2 separate regions of the Homo sapiens genome follow, and region 1 is linked to region 2. A link is an interaction called in ENCODE POLR2A ChIA-PET data of the cell type or tissue named here. Cell type or tissue: CD4-positive, alpha-beta T cell. All regions are shown on one strand. Links, peaks and the distances in the headings refer to the core of each region. The heading gives the core; the rest is flanking DNA. Region 1 has its middle 66 kb from the start of RESF1. Region 2 has its middle 3.7 kb from the start of LINC02422.

What was found. ChIA-PET counts read pairs that join two places held together with the same protein. Peaks named below come from ENCODE experiments on the same cell type or tissue, not always from the same donor. Only the 100,000 strongest peaks of a DNase experiment are listed, where the experiment ranks them.
Region 1: POLR2A ChIA-PET joins it to region 2 with 5 read pairs; 4 of 35 experiments call an interaction of 5 or more read pairs at or near these places.

Annotation. Positions count from the first base shown.
Region 1 is chr12:32,023,528-32,027,923 of GRCh38, reverse strand. No RefSeq gene overlaps it. Among named protein-coding and RNA genes, the nearest start is that of RESF1, 66 kb to the right of the region's middle. RefSeq lists enhancers at 2,635-2,929, 4,196-4,396. In CD4-positive, alpha-beta T cell, for the core only: no CTCF peak of the experiment used is centred there; a DNase peak (open chromatin) is centred at 1,823.
Region 2 is chr12:31,888,716-31,893,111 of GRCh38, reverse strand. No RefSeq gene overlaps it. Among named protein-coding and RNA genes, the nearest start is that of LINC02422, 3.7 kb to the right of the region's middle. In CD4-positive, alpha-beta T cell, for the core only: no CTCF peak of the experiment used is centred there; a DNase peak (open chromatin) is centred at 2,341; H3K27ac peaks cover 1,267 bases.

The DNA of each region.
Region 1 (4,396 bases), core at 297-4,296, 130 kb before region 2:
TGGTATAACATAACATGACATCTAATAAGGAGAAGTATACTTATTACAGTTGCTAGAGAAGTAAGGACTGAGGCCATGGTCTCTTTCTGTTGGCTGAACTATTTCTCGAGCTAATTTGAAATAGAGTTGTTAATGCTGGAATTTTTTGCTAACTTATTTAATAAGGCAGTAAGTCCTTGGAGGGTCCTTGTTATGCTCCCATTGGGAGCAGTGTTGTTTGGAATAAAGGTGCAACACTGAGTTTTGATTATAATATAAACACTACCTTTCTTTGTTAATATTATATTTAAAGTTATCTTATTTTCTCAGGCCATTTGACTTGTGGGTTTTAATTGTTCAGCTATTTCTTTAACAGCATCTTTGGTATAGTTAATAAATTGCTGCTGGTAGTAATAAATGCAGTTTATTTAATCTACATTTTTATTAATTGCTACTCACTAAAACAACATTGACTTAAACCTTGCAGCTATTTGATCTCTGGTTTTAAATTTATTTGGTACTCTGTGAGGACCTCTAATTGCATCTGAATAGACATGGGAATCAAAATAGCTGTAAGGGGCTGCTTCTTTTGAGGCTTCTTTTATTTGCTTATGTCGTAATTTCTCTTTTTCTGATTGATGAAATGCCAGGGTAAAAGGGATAGCTAATTGAACTAGAGCATAAGTGCTGCTCTAATTATTTGGTAGAGTGTCTAGTAAAGGTTTTTTACAGTATTACTATGCATCCGCTTGGGGATGAATAAGGGTGGACTGATGGGTTAGCTTTTGGAAGTGCCTGACCTCGCTGTATCATGTTAAGTCTTCAAAGTACGCTAAATTTTCCTTTTATCGTTGGAGACACGAGGTAAAATTGGTCTTGGAAGATGGAGGCTGAATGGCCCTCGGGGGGCTGACCCTCAGGGTACTGCACTTTAGGAAATAGTAGAGAGAGTTTGGCACACTTTACTATCTTAGGCTGCAGGATTTTGATACCGGCCGGGTGCAGTGGCTCACGCCTATATCCCAGCACTTTGGGAGGCCGAGACGGGCGGATCACGAGGTCAGGAGATGGAGATCGAGACCATCCTGGCTAACAGGGTAAAACCCCGTCTCTACTAAAAATACAAAAAAAAAAAAAAAAAAAAAGTTAGCCGGGCTTGGCAGCGTGCGCTTGTAGTCCCAGCTACTTGGGAGGCTGAGGCAGGAGAATGGCTTGAACCCGGGAGGTGGAGCTTGTAGTAAGCCGAGATTGCGCCACTGCACTCCAGCCTGGGCGACAGAGCGAGACTCCGTCTCAGATAAAAAAAAGAAAAAAAGACAAAAGAAGAAAAGGAGCTACCATGCAGTCCATGCCTTGTCGATTAGAGGACTATCTGAGTGGAAAGGGGATAACTTGGACTTCTAGCCTACTGTGTGCACAAGCATAACAATTGCTTTTATTTAGAGTGCGGACAGAATATTTAATGTATTTTAGCTAGTCATTTACATCTTGATATCTTGTTTTAATTGCTGTGGTTTGCTTTAGATTTTTTTACTTTTACTACAAAGACTTTGGTTTTGTCATTTGGTATGAGAGGAGTGATAACTGAACAGGCATTAAAAGTAATAATTTGAGGTGAGTTAGATTTAGTTACATTAATAAGATGGGGAGTAGTTAAAGGAAAGAAAAGATAGATAAAGTTTTCTTAGCTTTAACTTGGTAGGGCTTGACCCTGGAACAATGACCTATAACTTTGATGGTGATGACGCTTTTTTGACTTGGGTATGATGTGTCTATCCTTTTCTGCTGTGCGAACGGCAGTCTCGGTGGTTAGCAGCACAAGGTAGGGTTCTTAGGCTGCCTCGAGTTTTTCTTCTTTCTATCTTTTGATGAGGATGTGGTTTCCAGGCAGGTGCTGGTGTACGGCTCCTCTGGTTTGTTTCCTTTCTTGGCTCATGCATGAGGTCGCCTGGTCCACATCATATGTGAGGATCATTTACTCCAGATTGCTGGCCAGTTTCTTCTGCCTTGTTGAGAGTCCGGGTCTATTCATCACACCAGATGGGTCTCAATTTCTTACTACCCCTGAGGCCACCACAATGAGGCAGTGGGAGACCCCCTCATGAGAGGACTAGAGACCACCCCAGAGGAAAATGTATCCCTGTACGGACCACCATTTCTTATATGTAAAAATGTTTATTTAGAAATAGAATGCTTGTTCCCCAGTGCTACAAAGAAATAACATTCAAACATAAATTTAATTCTCTTAGCAAGGCAAACTTTACTTTATGCAGAAAGGGGCTCATAGCAGATGGAATAATGGCGAGAGCACCAGTAGAGACAGGTTTTCACCATGTTAGCCAGGCTGGTCTTGAACTCCTGAGCTCAAGTGATCACCTGCCTCAGGCTCCCAAAGTGCTGGGATGGAAAAGGAGAGTGCCTTGGATTGGCCCTGGCGAAGCAGGGACCATCCCTTTATCTGCACAGGGCGCCAGTTCACCTCAGTCTTTAATTTGCCACAGACCAAATCCTTCATCTAGATAAGAACCTCAAATGAGGTACTTAAAGCCCAGAAAGCTTTGTAACTGCACCCTTGAGCTGCTTGCTCAGGCCCACTCCCACCCTGTGAAGTGCTTTCTCGCTTTAATGAATTCCTGCTCTCGTTGCTTCATTCCTGCATTTCATTTCTCTGCTACTTCGTACGTTTTGTTCAATTCTTTGTTCAAAATGCCAAGGACCTGGACAACTCGTAGTCAAGACCCTCTACCAGTAACACTTGTTGCTCCTATTCCTCCTGGTGCTATTTATTGCTACTGCACATGTACCCTGTGCCCAAGGGTAGAACGACTTTCCAGCTTCTGAAGCACAGAGGCTTGGGGAGGACAGATTGTCATGTGACTCAGGACTTCACTGAACCTTGTTCATACAGTTGACCACATTCCTTTGTTTGGATCACTAAGGGAGAGTCATTATCATTACAAGGCAAGATCCTGGGCAAAGCACATTTTAGACCCCAAAATATTTTGTCCTCTTTGCAAGGCATTTCATCTATTATTTCCTTTTTAATCCAGGATGGGCAAAAAAAGAAGTTGTAATGTTTGTATTCCATATTTGTCGTTACAAAAGAAAGATATTTTCATATTCCAAAATTGTAAAAGTAAACAAAACACAGTAACAACAACGAAAACTATAATCAGAAGGAAGGGCACCAGGTTCAGACAGTGGTGGCTTTGAAAGAAGAAGTAAGTGAGATTGAAATTGAGAGAATTAAAAAAAAGATTTTAAGTTTTTTTTTTTTTTTGAGACAGGGTCTCACTCTGTCACACAGGCTGGAGTGCAGTGATGCAATCTCAGCTCATTGCAACCTCTGCCTCCCTGGCTCAACTGATCCTCCCACCTCAGCCTCCTGAGTAGCTGGGACTACAGGCGGGTACCACTACGCCCAGCTAATTTTTATATTTTTTTGTGGAGATGGGGTTTAGACATGTTGCCCAGGCTGGTCTTGAACTCTTGAACTCAAGCGATCTGTTCATCTTGCCCCCGCCCCAAAGTGCTGAGATCGCATACTGCACTCCAGCCTGGGCAACAGAGCAAGGCTCCATCTCAAAAAAAAAAAAGATAAAAAGCTACACACCGCTGGGCGTGGTGGCTCAAGCCAGTAATTCCAGCACTTTGGAAAGCCAAGGCGAGTAGATCATGAGGTCAAGAGATCGAGACCATCCTGGCCAACATGGTGAAACCCTGTCTCCACTAAAAATATAAAAATTAGCTGGGCGTGGTGGTGCGTGACTGTAATCCCAGTTATTCAGGAGGCTGAGGCAGGAGAATCGCTTGAACCTGGTATGCGGAGATTGCAGTGAGCCGAGATGGCGCCACTGCACTTCAGCCTGGCGAATAAGCAAGACTCCGTCTCAAAAAAAAGCTACATACCTCCCTCACAATTTGCCCAGAAGGAAATTCCTTGTGGACAAGGGACAGACAGAACTCAGTCATCCCTCTGAGGAGGCTCACCTGAGACAAATGCATATCTGATTGCTTCCCCTGCCCTATTGTTTATGTAAAAATGCAGATTCACTGAGCCAGCCTAAATTGTGTATTCAGTGGAAAGATGATCAAGGATTTAAAAGAATGCAACCTTTTGTCTCTTACCTATGTGGGACCTGGAAGCCCTTGCCTCAAGTTATCCCGCGTTACCAGAACGAACCAATGCACATCTTACACATATTGATTAATGTCTCATGTCTCCCTAAAATGTATACAAGCAAGTTGCACACCGACCACCTTGGGCACATGTCGTTAGGACCTCCTGAAGCTGTGTCACAGGCACATCCTTAACCTTGGCAAAATAAACTAAGCTGATTAAGACCTGTCTCAGATACCTTTTGGTTTACAATAGCAAAACCCCGTCTCTAAACAAACAAACAAAAGCAAAAAGAAA
Region 2 (4,396 bases), core at 306-4,305:
CTGGAGTGCAGTGGTACTATCATACTCACTGCAATCTCAAATTCATGGGCTCAAGTGCTCCTCCTGCCTGCCTCAACCTCCCAAGTAGCTGAGAATACAAGTGCTTGCCACCACACCCAGCTAATTTTAATTTTTTTTGTAGCAATTGGGTCTCACTATATTGCCCAGGCTGGTCTTGAACTCCTGGCCTCAAGTGATCCTCCCACCTCAGGCTCCCAAAGTGCTGAGATTGCAAGCATGAGCCACCACACCCAGCCTGATGTTTGGTGTTTTCATTGTATTAGTCCATTCTTGCACTACTATAAAGAAATACCTGAAACTGGGTAATTTTTCTTTTTTTTTTTTTTTGAAACGGAGTTTTGCTCTTGTTGACCAGGCTGGAGTGCAGTGGCACGATCTTGGCTCACCACAACCTCTGCCTCCAGAGTTCAAACAATTCTCCTGCCTCAGCATCCCAAGTAGCTGGGATTACAGGCATGCGCCACTATGCCTGGCTAATTTTGTATTTTTAGTAGAGACGGGGTTTTTCCATGTTGGTCAGGCTGGCCTTGAACTCCTGACCTCAGGTGATCCACCCACCTCAGCTTCCCAAAGTTCTGGGATTACAGGTGTGTGCCACTGGAAACTGGGTAATTTTTAAATAAAAGAGGCTTAATTGGCTCACGGTTCCACAGGCTGTACAGGAAGCATGCTGGGGAGGCCTCAGGAAACTTTCAATCATGGTGAAAGACAAAAGAGAAGCAGGCACGTCTTACAGGGCCAGAGCACGAGGAATAGAGAGAGTGGGGAGGTGCTACACACTTTTAAACAACCAGATCTCCTGATAATCCACTCACTATCACGAGAACAGCACCAAAGGGGAAATTTGCGTACAAGATCCAATCATTTCCCACCAGACCCCGCCTCCAACATTGGGGATTACAATTTGTCATGAGATTTGGGCAGGGACACAGACCCAACCATATCATTCATTATCACTCAATTTAAGTATGTCTTAAAATTTAAAAAAAAATTTTTTTTGTCTTATAACTGATGAAGTGGCAAATATTTCTTAATTTTTCTCATGACATCTGCTTGGTCCCAGGAGTTACTTAATGGTGCACTTTTAAGTTTCCAAGTAAATTTTAAGTAATCTTTTTTTTTTTTTTTTTGAGACAGAGTTTTGCTCTTGTTGCCCAGGCTGGAGTGTAGTGGCATGATCTCGGCTCACTGCAACCTCCGCCTTCTGATTTCAAGAGATTCTCCTGCCTCAGCCTCCCGAGTAGCTGGGATTACAGATGCCCACCACCACGCTTGGTTAATTTTTGTATTTTTAGTAGAGACGGGGTTTCACCATGTTGGTCAGGCTGGTCTCGAACTCCTGACCTTGTGATCCACCCACCTCGGCCTCACAAAGTGCTGGGATTACAGGCGTGAGCCACCACACCCAGCCAATTTTAAGTAATCTTTAACTTTAAAATTTTAATTGCCAGAAGGTCAGAGACTGTGGCCAGTAGAATATTCTGATTAGTAGATATTTTTTCCCTCCATTTTAACTCTAATGCCCTTTCCTTGAGCTAAAGCTTTTCTTCTTAACTCTGTCTTCCTCTAGAATAAGGGAAGACATTTTCGGGAGGTTCTTATTTTCCTCTGACCCCTGGCCACTAGTCCAACTAGTGCAACACATACCTGAATCTTAGAGTAAGTGGAGCACAGGATTAAACTGCAACTCGTGCCACACATGTCATTTTTAGCCCTCTCCACAGTGCATTGCACGTAGGACTAGTAGATAGCATTTCTTGAAGGCTCACCATGTGCTGGGCATTGTACTGAGAATATTGTATACAGTATCTCATTTAATCATCACAACACCTTTATTTTCTGCCATTTTGTGCACGAGGAAATGGAGGGAATGAGAAATTGAGTAACTTTCCCCAAGGCACACAGCTTAAGGTGATAACACCAAGAGAAGTGCCTAGTGTTTGTCTGACCACAGAGCCCACGCTATGTGAGCACTCACATGAGATGTGCTGAACAAATCTTATTTTGTCATTTGCTGAAATAAGATTTGTTCAGCAAATGAACACATTCAGTGAATCTGTTCAGTAGTTCACGGCCAAAATGGAATTCGTTGCCACTGGGTTATGCATCCACATAATCCTCTGTTATCACTTTATATAGTACACTCAACACTTGGGGAAAATCCTCAGGAATTTGGAATTATCTTCCTTTTGGACTGTTTTCAAACTATCTCTGAAACAAGAATGTGAAGAAATACAAGGCTGGTAAATTATTAAAGCTGCTACCTGTCTCTTAATGTCAGTGGTTTTCATGTTACATGTCTTTCTGACAAACCAATAGACACCTAACCACATCCTTGTTCTTAATGCTTCCTGTTAATGCTGTTAAAGCTCAGGAAATTGTGAACTTTCTAAATTACTTAAGATAATTTGCAATCATCCTCAAAAATCACTTTTTGTTGCTTCATCTTGTTGCATAACTTTGCTTTATCCTCACGATAGATCCCATTTTCCACAATTAATTACTTATATATTTTAAATTTGTGTTGTATATGTTCATACAAACAAAAATAAAACAAATTGAATACATATGGAGTACACTTTATTATTTATTTATTTTACTTATTTATTTATTTATTTTTTTCAAGAGGGAGTCTTGCTCTGTCACCCAGGCTGGAGTTCAGTGTCACAATCTCTGCTCACTGCAAACTCCGCCTCCCGGTTTCAAGTAATTTTCCCACCTCAGCCTCCTGAGTAGCTGGGATTACAGGTGTGCACCACCATGCCCGGCTAATTTTTGTATTTTTACTAGAGACCAGGTTTTGCTGTGTTGGCCGGGTTGGTCTTGAACTCCTGACCTCAGGTGATCCACCTGCCTTGGCCTTCCAAAGTGCTAGGATTACAGGTGTGAACCACCAACGCCTGGCCTTATTATTTTTAGTTTTGTGTGGTTTTTCTTTTTTAAAGTTTTCTTCTTGAATTCAATGACAACAAGCAATGTTTGAAATTATCTTTTGATTTTAAATAGCTACTGTTTCTACTTTAAAATGAAAGAAACACGATATGTACAAGTTAAAACAATAGAGCTGTTTATGATCATTTACTTTTTTATTGTGACAAAGTATATATTACATAAAATTTAACATTTTAACTTTTTTTTTTTTTTTTTGAGACAGAGTCTTGCTTTGTTGCCCACGCTGGAGTGCAGTGGCACGATCTCAGCTCTCTGCAAGCCCTGCCTCCCCGGTTCTCACCATTCTCCTGCCTCAGCCTCCCGAGTAGCTGGGACTACAGGCGCCCGCCACCACGCCCGGCTAATTTTTTTTTTTTTGAGACAGAGTCTCCCTCTGTCGCCCAGGCTGGAGTGCAGTGGCGCGATCTCAGTCACTGCAAGCTCCGCCTCCTGGGTTCACGCCATTATCCTGCCTCAGCCTCCTGAGTAGCTGGGACTACAGGCGCCCACCACCATGCCCGGCTACTTTTGTTTTTGTATTTTTAGTAGAGACGGGGTTTCACCGTGTTAGCCAGGATGGTCTCGAACTCTTGACCTCGTGATCCACCCGTCTTGGCCTCCCAAAGTGCTGGGATTACAGGCGTGAGCCACCGCGCCCAGCCAATTTTTTGTATTTTTAATAGAGACGGGGTTTCACTGTGTTAGCCAGGAAGGTCTCGATCTCCTGACCTCGTGATCCGCCCGCCTCAGCCTCCCAAAGTGCTGGGATTACAGGCGTGAGCCACCGTGCCCGGCCTTTTTTAACCGTTTTTAAGTGTAACATTCGGTGGCATTACGTACACTCACCGTTGCACAACTGTCGCCACTGAATTTCCCCCAGATTGCAGAGTTACTTTGGGAACACTATTTTGGTGATCTGAGGATTTTCAGAGGCTTTCACTTGAATGTTCTTAATATAATAGCCCTCCCTCGCTTCATCAATCAAAGAACAGTTGCTAAATATACCTTTTCCCACCGTTCATTCTGAGACTAGAGAAGTAACCACTGAATGGCTCCATCACGCCATTGGACACACTGGGAAACTGACTCTGGTCAAGGTTCCATCTATCACCTGGGTTCTGTAAACTTCTACTCTGAGTGGTGGACTATGCTGGATTTGTTGTTGTTGCGTTTGTTTCATTTCATCTTACTTTATTTTGTGTCTCCATGGATTAGCATCAGTTCAGAGCCAAAATCAATTAGCCCCCCCCTCCACCAAAAAAAATATTTACCTGTCTCCAGTTTATAGTCACACTGGGAAATGGCCCTACTTATTTCTGGGGAATGTTTTACTGAAGATCCACAAAACACACCTGTGGTCACATTGCAGTGTGCTTTCGGGCTCCAAGTCTGAACTAGCTTAGTTTGAGAAACTGGCTAAGAGTGTGTGAATTCCCACTACAGT